2 separate regions of the Mus musculus genome follow, and region 1 is linked to region 2. A link is a loop called in an ENCODE intact Hi-C map of the cell type or tissue named here. Cell type or tissue: left cerebral cortex. All regions are shown on one strand.

Region 1 (5,000 bases), 390 kb before region 2:
TTCTACCTTCCTACCATTGGTATTCAACAACAGTGCTTCCTAGGGGCCACTCAGAGCAAGGTCTGTACCCTGGAAGTTTCCGGAGGGAAGGAAGCTGGTGAAAGAGCAGAACTACACAGAAACCTCACCAGCCAATGCTCAGAGTAGGCGGGGTCTGGGAAGGTCCCCTCTGCCTCAGAGAGAGGCTTAAGATAGGGGATTTCCACAGGAGAACTTGGGGCGGGTTGGAGATGTGGTTCATGTGCTTAGCATTGAGGCCTGCGGCTTGAACCCCAGCAGTCCTCGGGGGGACAAGACCTAACATCACGTCATTATATATCAAGCACAGGCAAACACATTCGGTTACCGCATGCTATAAAACCTATCAGCCGGGCCCCAACACTGTCCCTGTTTACAGGCGAGGACATGAGCCCAGCTCCTGCTCAGACACCCCACCATATGTCATAGTGCCCTGGCAGGCCTTTTTCAGAGATTTCTCTGGCTAATGCAGGGGCTCTGATCCTCAAAGTTGATCAGTGTTGGGTGGGCCCAGCAGTAACAGTCTAGTGGAGGCCTGCTTAGTTGCCCAGCCCCTTTGAAGCATAGCGCCTGCTCTGCGAAGTGGATGTCCCATGGAGAAAAGAACTGGAGAGGGGCAGTCTGCACCAACTGTGCCCTGCAGATCTTGTACCCTGCTGTCAGCAGTCTCTCAACACCAAGTATGAAAATTCACACTGGCCTGTCCCCTTTGAGGGCAGGCCATGTGGCTCTGGAGGCTAAATAGCACCAGAGCCAGCAGTTACTCAGCAGACCCCAGCCCTCTCCATGCAGCACGGAATACCCTGGTGATGGGAGGAAGGCTATCCTTACTCAGAGAAGCGGTCATAGAACGGTGAGCGTAGCAGGTAGTATAGCAGCAGGATTGTGCGACGCCTCAGTTCTAGCCGCTCCCTCCGGGTCAAGTTCTTCCTGTCACTCAGGAGACTCAGGCTGTAGGGGAAGGGACATAGGGACAAGGATGACCTATGACTCTGAGAAAGAAAAAGCCACACAGCAAGCAGAGAGCCCCATGGAACTCCATATCCTCACCCATTCTCACCTAGTCATATCTACCACACCAGACAGTAGCCAGGGTGTCCACGATCGCTGACCCCATAAGCCCAGGCTGAGCACTGACGGTCAAGATGTCAAGGATATCTGCAGTGCAGGGTCCAGCTCAGCTCCTCCCCAGCCCGCCACCAGCACAGCTAAGGATACAGTGCAGCAGGGGCCGGGCGATGTACAAAGACTCTGCAATGGTCTCCTGCAACCCCAGAGGTGTTGGGGGTGTGCTCAGTTCCTCCTGCTGCTGTTTCTGCCGAATTTCCCGCTGCTGAGGGGCTCCCCAGTACCGTGAGTGCAGGGATGGGCCTAGAATATAAAGACAAGGTCAGTGAGCCAGGAGCCAGAGTGGGTGCTGACAGAAGCCAGTCCTACGGGCTCACACTGACCTCAGCACCTAGGTGCCCAGTCCAGCTACATCTTCCACTTACTGTTCTGGAGGGTTCGCACCACTCTGTGTGACCGTTTCCCCACATATGATGGCTCCTGGCTGCCCGGATTGTGGTCACCATCTAGCAGGCATAAACAGGACATAATGTAAGAGGGACACATTCCTAGCAGAGCCTGCAGAGAACATGTGTACAGTGAATGCTTGAGGATCTACAGAGCACAAGAGCCTGGCCTCAGGCAGCAGCTGAACTAAGGGAATCACACCCAGAGACCGTGGTTTGGCAAAAATCTTTCCATAGAGGGAAGCACTCTGGCACCTACCCTGGCCCAGGAAGAGGCCATCCTCACGCACAGTCAGTCAACCAAGAGCCTAAAGATACTAAAGGAAGGATAGGAGGGCCCACCCCATCAACATCTGTCGGGGCTATAGGACTGTGAGGCTGCATTCTCTCGATCTCTTGTGGTCAAGTTCACATCACTGTCCCCTTTCAAAATAAGGGGGAAGACTGGAGGCTGACGGAGGGGCCCAGAGCAGCCAGGTGCCCTGCCTCTTGAGGATACGGTTCATGATACAGAACCAGGCCCAAGACAATTTTGGCAGGACACCTACCTTGTGCTGGTGCGCTATCCCTAGTTCCTGTAGCCTACAACAGAAAAGAAGGACTCTTGCACACGTCCCAAGTTCAGGGATGGGAGTGAAGCTCAGTGGTAGAGCACTCGACTCGCATGTACAAGACACTGGGTTTGACCGGCAGGAGCTCAAACAAATAAACTCCCAAGTTTAAGTTCTCATTTTCTCCAAACCTTGCCTTCTTCTTTCTTATAGAATAAATAAATGGGAGTACTGAGCTGACAGGAAATGTGCTGCAGAGCCTCAGAGCAGTCCCACACCCCACTCCACTCCTGGGAGAGAAGCAGCTTACCCAAGGGCTGTGCCTGAGTTTCCCTGTCCAGTGGAACAATGGGGGGTGATGTCTGAATGCCAGCCTTGAACCAGATCAACAGGAGCATGCGCAGGACGGCCCTGGGGTGGGGATTATGGCAGTTAGGGGAAAGCGGTTAGAAAGCAGGTAGCAAGGCTGCTCTGCTGAGCACCTCATTGCTGGACTGGGTCACCCCACCTCAGTCCTGCCCTCCACAACCCAACCTACTTGGCCAACTGGATGAGAGCAATGACGAGCCAACGGCCTACTTCGCCCCACACCTTGGCAGCCCCCATCTCCATGAACACCTCCACACACTCCAGTACACTCAGCCATGTCAGCAACTTCTGCTGGGACAGCGACTGCAAGAAGCCCAGAGGTCAGGGAGCTTCTCTACCCCAAGTGCTGTCTTAGAAAAAGCAGGCTGCTCCAGCAGGTGGGGGCCTCCTCCTTTCTAAGCCTAACACCTCAGTTCAATACCAAATCCATTGCTACCAGGCTGGCTGGCCTGGGACAGGCCTTTCTAGCTCTCTAAGACTTCATGCATGAGGGCTGGAGAGACGCTCTTCTACAGGTCCTGAGTTCAATTCCCAGCAACCATATGGTAGCTCACAACCAGCTGTAATGGAATCGGATGCCCCCTTCTGGTGTGTGTCTGAAGACAGCTAAAGTGTACTCATATATGCAAAATAAATAAACCTTAAAAAAAAAAAAAGACATCTGTAGGATTTAGTTTGTTTTTTGGAGACAGGGTTTCTGTGCGTAGCCCTGACTGCCCTGGAACTCACTCTGTAGAACAGGGTGGCCTTGAACTCGAAAATCCGCCTGCCTCTGCCTCCCAAGTGCTGGGATTAAAGGCGTGCACCACCATTGCCCAGCCTTGTTTTTTGTTTGTTTGTTTGTTTTATTTTGTTTTTTAAAAGAAAAGAAAAGAAACTTCATGCATGAGACTACCAACAATTGATCTGCGGCTCATGTGGGCATGCCTCACTCTCTGAGACAACGACATGTACCACACGTGCTGGTCATTACTGTTTTCCTCCCAAGTCCCTGAGCTTCCCACCCCCAGCTCCTGGCAAAGTTCTCACCACAGGCAACTTTTTTCGAAGCTCCTTCCTCAGGATCCCGTCATTGAGCAGCACCAGCAGGTTCGAGGCAGAGTACACTGAGAAGCAGATTGTGGTCTTGAGAGGCCGGCCCTGCTGTGGCCTTCACCCCTCTCACCCTTACCCCAGAGCCCTACCGATCACAGCTACCCACAGACTGTGTGGAAACCAACAAGCCTCTCCGCCCACTACCTCAGAGCCCCATTCTCTCCATGATGACATCTGAGCCAGTAAGAAATGAGCTGATTGGAGTGACAAGCCAGCCCTTGCTCTGCTGGACAGCACTGGTTACTGAGCTGCTCAAAACTGCCTGTCATGTTCCAAACAGCCAAATGTGTGGTCCCACCAACTCATCTTTGCTCTCTTCAGATGGTCCCCCCTGAAGGACTACATCACACCTACCTTTCAAAATCCCCCTCATCCTTTCATGATCTTCACTACCCCCACTAAGCAAACAGAGCCCTTACAGCAGGGAGGTGGGGGCACTTGAACACTGGTCCTGACATCAAGGACTTTTCTGAACTTGTATTCCTTCAGCTAGACAGAACAACAGTGCCCTTCTCATACTCATAGGTCTGATGAACTAGCAAGGTCAGGAAAGTTGCTTAATCCTAAGCAAAACCAGGAGTGAGAAGCCAGTCAGAGCCCTCACAGGTCGCCCAACTCTGGGGACACCAACTGTCTTGGGCGATGGACAGCTGATCTAGAGGGAAGCTCAGGACCTTCAATCAAGGTTCCGCTGGAAGCCTTCTCCCTCCCCAGCCCAGAGTCCAACTTACCCAGTTCAGACAGCTCGTGTGAATCGGAGAAGCGACCTAGGGAAGAAGGTATAGAAGGCGTTGGTGAGCGTCTGTTTTACCCTGCGGCTTTGGGTTCTCTAGTTTCCTCTACGCCACAGGAACCCAGACAGAACTGAAGCACCGCGACCACTACCCTGGGTCAGCAGGCAAAGAGCCATAGGGTTCCTGGGTCAGAGTCCCCAAGAAATGGGTCAAAGGTCAGTGTGGCACCTGCCAGCAGGTAACTGAGGCCCCGCACAGCCGTCTCCAACTGGGCCGTGGCGGCTGGATGACGAGTCACATACTCCTGGTAGCGGAGGCTCAGGAGCCGTAGCTTCTCCATCCTGCTCTGGCCACTGACAGTCCCACCGGCCGACAGCAAGGCTGGCAGCGGCGCCCTGCGTCCTGAGCCCTCCTTCCTGCTTCCGGCCCTAAGCCCGCCTCCCGGTTGCTCAACTTCCGCAGCCCAGGAGGACTTAGACCCGCGGAGCCCCTGAACGCCCCTTCACCCCATCTCTAGCGCCTCCTCCCCGAGACCGGGAGCTCCCACCCTCCCTCCTTCCAGCCATTGGCTCCTTCTCTCTCCGCCCTGAAGCTCTCTAGAGCTTCTGGCACCCGATCTGCAGCCTCCTTGGTTGGCTGTCTTGGCGCCTGCGTAGTTACAACTTGCGGGCAGGCTGAACAGTTCATACTAGAGAAGGTACTAAGGAGCCTCAGACTTT
Region 2 (5,000 bases):
TGGCTGCCACCAGTGTTGCTGTGGTTTGTTGTTTTATGTGCATGAGTGTTTTGCCTACTGTGTGTCTGTGCAGCATGTGCATGCAGTACCCATGGAGGCCACAAGAGGGTGTTGGATCCTCTGAAACTAGAGTTCCAGACAATTAGGAGCTGCCATATAGATGCTGGGAACTGAGCCCAGGTCCTCTGGAAGAGTGGTCAGTGCTCTTAACCCTTGAGCCATCTTGCCAGCCCCTTCAATCAATACTTTTGTATGTCCCTAGAGCAATTCCTATACTACTAAATCTGATGGCCAAGACCTTTGCCACTCAAAGCCAGCTCCCCATGTGACCCGAGAACTTGTGAGAAATCAGGAATTTCAGGACTTTTCTAAGATTGCTGAGCCAGAATGTACATTGTGTGTATGTGCGTGCATGCGTGTGTGCATGCGTGCGTAAGTATGCAGAGGTCAACATCCAGCATCCTCTTTGGTTGTTCTTCACCTTATCATCTGAAACAGGATCCTTCTCTGAATCTGACACTCACTGGGTGGCTGACTGAGCTGGCTCTGTGTCCAGTGTCCACTGCCCCCCTCCTCCCAACACACCAGGACTGTGGCAGCCATACCCAGCCAGCCTTTCTTTTCTTTCTTTTTAACTTTTTAAGATTTTATTTGTTTTATCTATATGAGTACACTGTAGCTGTCTTCAGGGACACCAGAAGAGGGCATCGGATCCCATTACAGATGGTTGTGAGCCACCATGTGGTTGCTGGGAATTGAACTCAGGACCTCTGGAAGAGCAGTCAGTGCTCTTAACCGCTGAGCCATCTCTCTAGCCCTCTTTCTTCCTTTCTCCCTTTCTTCCTTTCTTCCTTCCTTCCTTCCTTCCTTTCACCTCTTCCTTCCTTCCTTCCTTTTTTTCTTTTTTAATTTGAGACAAGGTGATTATTATTATTATTATTATTATTATTATTATTATTATATAGCTCTGGCTGCCCTGGAAGCTGCTAATGTAGACCAGAGTGGCCTCGAACTCACAGAGATCATTGCCTCTGTGTCCTGAGTGCTGGGATTAAAGGGGTGAGCCACTGGCTCATGCCTGGCTTTTTTTACATGGGTGTTGGGGATACAAATTCAGATCCTCATGCTTGGGTGATAGCACTGTACCTGCTAAGCCAGCTCTCAAATTGCACTTTAACAAGTACCCTGGATGGGTCCATTACATTGGGTTTGAGAAGCATGAGTCTCAGGAAGCCAGCATGGCACCTGGCTTGTAGCATAAAACTACAGATTTGGACCTTGGGTTCTGGCTCTGGTCTGCTATTGTCTGTGACTCTACTGTTTCTTGTGAGCCTCTCTGGGCCTCAGTATTCTTGGTGACAGTGATGTGACACCAGCAACTGGCTAACGGGACTGATGTGAAACTCTATAAGACACAACCAAAACCAAAATGATCTGTGGCATTAAAGAGTGCTTTCTTCTTGATTCTAGATCGTGTCCTGAGCTATGAATCCATACTGTTTTCTAGGAGTGATTACAGTCACACAAGCAACAGTATTTAGTAGAATCCTAACACAGGACACTGCCTTCTGTGTCCTGGGCTATGAATCCATACTGTTTTCTAGGAGTAATAACAGTCACACAAGCAACAGTATTTAGTAGAATCCTAACACTGTCTCCTTGCTAGCTGAAAGTTGAACCTAGGACCTTGTACACACCGCACAAACACTTTACCACTTCGCTAAGCTCCCTTGCTATGTTTTTAGTTTTTGTCTGTTTACATATTTTAAGTTTTTAGTTTGTTTATTTTTTGAGTATGTGTGTGCACACCATGCTGTTACCTGTGCAGGTTAGATGGCAAATTATAGTAGTCAATTCTCTCCTTCCACCCATAGGTACCAGGGACGGGACTGGGGTTATTAGGCTTGCTGGCAAGTACTTGTATGTGCTGAGCCATTTAACCACCCCTGTCACTTTTTGAAACATGTTCTTGTGTAGCCAGGTTGACCACAAACTCATGATGCCCTTGAAGCTGTCCTTGGACTCCTGATCCTCCTTCCCCTCTGGCTGCCTGGCCCAGTGCAAGGCTTCTTCCAGGCGTGCACCACCTAGCCTAACCTGAGTGCTCAATTTTTGAAATCAGGGTTTTTCTGTTTTGTAGCTCAGTCATGAACTTCCTATGTACTTGGGCATCCTTCTGTTTCCCAGGCCTCAGGAGAACTTGCTACATATTTTCTCCTTTCCTTTCTCAGACCCAGCTTCTCAGGCAGGAATGGGGTAGGGGCGGAGCCTTCAAACTTCACCTCGCTACCTCTGCCCTTAAAAATCTGTTTTAAGACTATTGCGCCACCTGCTGTCCACTTCAGGAACTGCATGAACACTGCTGGGTGGAGAAGTGCAGTATTAACCAGGATTCTGTGCTGGGCAGCACCTAGTTCTTGCCCTCAGTTAGCAACTGAGACAACAATGGAACTCCCCAAATAAAGCTAATGTGCTACAGGTGCTGTGATAATGGTAAAACAGCAATAAATGAACATAAACAATGGCCCATTTACTGACTGCACTACACACTATGTCAAGTGTCTTTCTTGTGGAATCAGGGTGCTGTGGGGTGCAAGGGAGGAGAGTCAATATCTCTGTGACTGGTGCTGCATAAGAAAAGGAAATCCATCCTCTCCTGAGAAGTCAGGAGCAAGAGTTAGGCACCCCTAAGCTTCTACAGGATGACCCAGCTTCCCACCATGAGTCAGGTCCCCGAGACCCAAGCCAGGCTGCAGAAAGCCTACCAGGAGGTGACCTTTTATATCTTGACTACAATGGGCACCAAAGCATAGAGGCCCAGTCAGGAGCCAGCCAGGGCTCCTCAGGAGAGGCCAGGATGCAGACATGGCTGCTGTACCTGAGTCCCCATGGTGACTTCTGTGCCTTCCTCAGGACCCTGCTCCAGCAGCTGCAGAAACTCCAGACTCTGGTCACCAGCAAGATCTCCAGACCGTACAAGATGGCAGCCACGCAGACCGGCACCTGCCTCATGGTAGGTGCTACTCCTTAGCATAAGGCAGCAGGGGGAAGCTCTTCTTGAGGCTAGCTCTCCAGGACAGTGAGCAGAGTCTGAGGGGACCAGTGACCTGTCCAGGCCAGTTCTAATAGATGTGAGGTTGATGCTGCTAAATCTAGTGAAAGGCAGGTCCTTGGAAAAGTGGCTTCTATAGATTCAAGGAGTGTGATTCTTCTTGGGATGGGTGATAGGGAGAAAATAAAGGAGCCCCCCTCAGGGTCCCCAAGGCTAGAGGGGACACCTAGGTCAGGCTCAGCCTCTGAGTGGCTCTCTTCCATTAGTCTGTCCTCCCTGGTAAGCACATGTTGCCTCTGACATTCTAAGGGCAGGGCCTCGCTGGAGCTCCCCGGGGCCCTTGGCTCCTTCTCAGGCTCAGGCTGCGAAGGTGATGTGGCTATGTGTCCTTCTCCCTGGTCACAGTTGCAACCCTCCCTTCCCCTTCCCCCCTTCCCCTTTCTTCCTTTCCTGATTTCTCTATAGGTGAAACCACACAGAACCCCGCCCTCTGGTCTCTGGTCCCTTTCATGTCACTAGATTGGATTAAAGGTGACTTGAACAGCCTGTGTCTGCTTCCAAGAGAGCAGCCAGCTCTGGGGAGGCATTTGGGGGAAACTGAGCCTTTTGCGTCCAATGCTTTAGGGTGAGGAGAGTTGGGAGTGGCCAGTCTTGTAGGCCTGCCCTGCCCCAGATCCGACTAATAATAGACTGCTCTGTCTACTACTAGGTGGCAGCCTTGTGCTTCGTTCTGGTGCTGGGCTCCCTTGTGCCCTGCCTTCCTGCATTCTCTTCCGGCTCAATGACTGTGAAAGAAGACCCTATCGCAGCTGACAGTGTCTATGCAGCCAGTCAGAGTAAGTACCTCCAAACTCTGGGTGTTAGCCAGTTACTAGAGAGAAGCCATATCAGCTGCACTCACACCTTTAATCCCAGCACTCTGGAGGCAGAGGCAGGTGGATCTATGAGTTCAAGACCAGCCCAGTCTACATGAGGAGTTCCAGACCAGCCAGGGATACATTAGTGAGACCCTGTCTCCAAAAAGTCTGGAGTGCTGGAGAGATAGATGGCTTGGTACTGGCTGCTCTTTTAGAGGACCCATGTTTGGTGCCTAACCACCCATATGGTGGCTCACAGCCACCTGCAACTCCAGTTCCAGGGGATGAGATGCCAAATTCTTGTCACCGAAGGCACCAAGCACCCAGGTAGTACACAGACACAATGGCAGGCAAAGCATTCATACACATTAAAAAAATTAAAAATAAATATTTATAAGAGATTTGGGTTGGCATTATCTCATTCTATACTCTTTTTTTAAAGATTTATTTATTATTATATGTAAGTACACTGTAGCTGTCTTCAGCCACACCAGAAAAGGGTATCAGATCCCATTACAGATGGTTGTGAGCCACCGTGTGGATGCTGGGAATTGAACTCAGGACCTCTGGAAGAGCAGTCAGTGCTCTTACCTGCTGAGCCATCTCTCCAGCCTGAGGACCAGATTCTTTGCCTCTCTGAGATCCTTTGGCGCAGCGATGTGGAGAGGGCAGACTTAGTGGGCGGCAGAGTGTTCTAGGGACAGCAAGTGAGTGTCAGTCTTCAGTCATTTCTGATGTGACAGTGTTAAGAAAGCCGCTGAGGCACAGGGGACCTGCAGCAGGTGTCAGGACTCTGCTGGGAGTGCCTACCCCTGGGGAGCATGGTAGTTGTGATGTGGGTGCCACCCCAATGGAGTGCGGTGTGGTTCATTTCAGAATCAGTCACAGCCGGCTCTGCATTTGCTAGTTGTGTGAGCCAGGGTGCACATCTTGGCTTCATGTTGATTTCTAGACTCCAGAAACTGCCATCCTTACAGTGAGCATATACCTTGCCTTCTGGAATAGCTCCTGACATGAGGGGAAAGACAGGCCACGAACAGCAAGAGTATAGGGAACAGCAAAGATTAGCATGGCTTTCAGAGGTAGAGGCC

What was found. Peaks named below come from ENCODE experiments on the same cell type or tissue, not always from the same donor. Only the 100,000 strongest peaks of a DNase experiment are listed, where the experiment ranks them.
Region 1: a loop joins it to region 2, with 2.1 times the contacts of the local background. A loop is called at or near these places in 1 of 42 quality-filtered maps.

Annotation. Positions count from the first base shown.
Region 1 is chr2:92,375,185-92,380,184 of GRCm38, reverse strand. Pex16 (peroxisomal biogenesis factor 16) reads right to left here and starts at 4,946. Exons shown (of 11, transcript NM_145122.2): 1 at 4,510-4,946; 2 at 4,279-4,314; 3 at 3,482-3,558; 4 at 2,622-2,755; 5 at 2,394-2,494; 6 at 1,512-1,592; 7 at 1,237-1,389; 8 at 1,079-1,151; 9 at 850-969. The coding sequence starts at 4,621. In left cerebral cortex, a CTCF peak has its summit at 3,040 (motif pointing left); a DNase peak (open chromatin) is centred at 4,859; H3K4me3 peaks cover 1,382 bases; H3K27ac peaks cover 792 bases.
Region 2 is chr2:91,985,049-91,990,048 of GRCm38, reverse strand. Creb3l1 (cAMP responsive element binding protein 3-like 1) reads left to right here. Exons shown (of 12, transcript NM_011957.2): 9 at 2,914-3,013; 10 at 3,762-3,888. Among named protein-coding and RNA genes, the nearest start is that of Creb3l1, 37 kb to the left of the region's middle. In left cerebral cortex, CTCF peaks have their summits at 97 (motif pointing right), 2,332 (motif pointing left) and 3,763; DNase peaks (open chromatin) are centred at 2,327 and 3,771.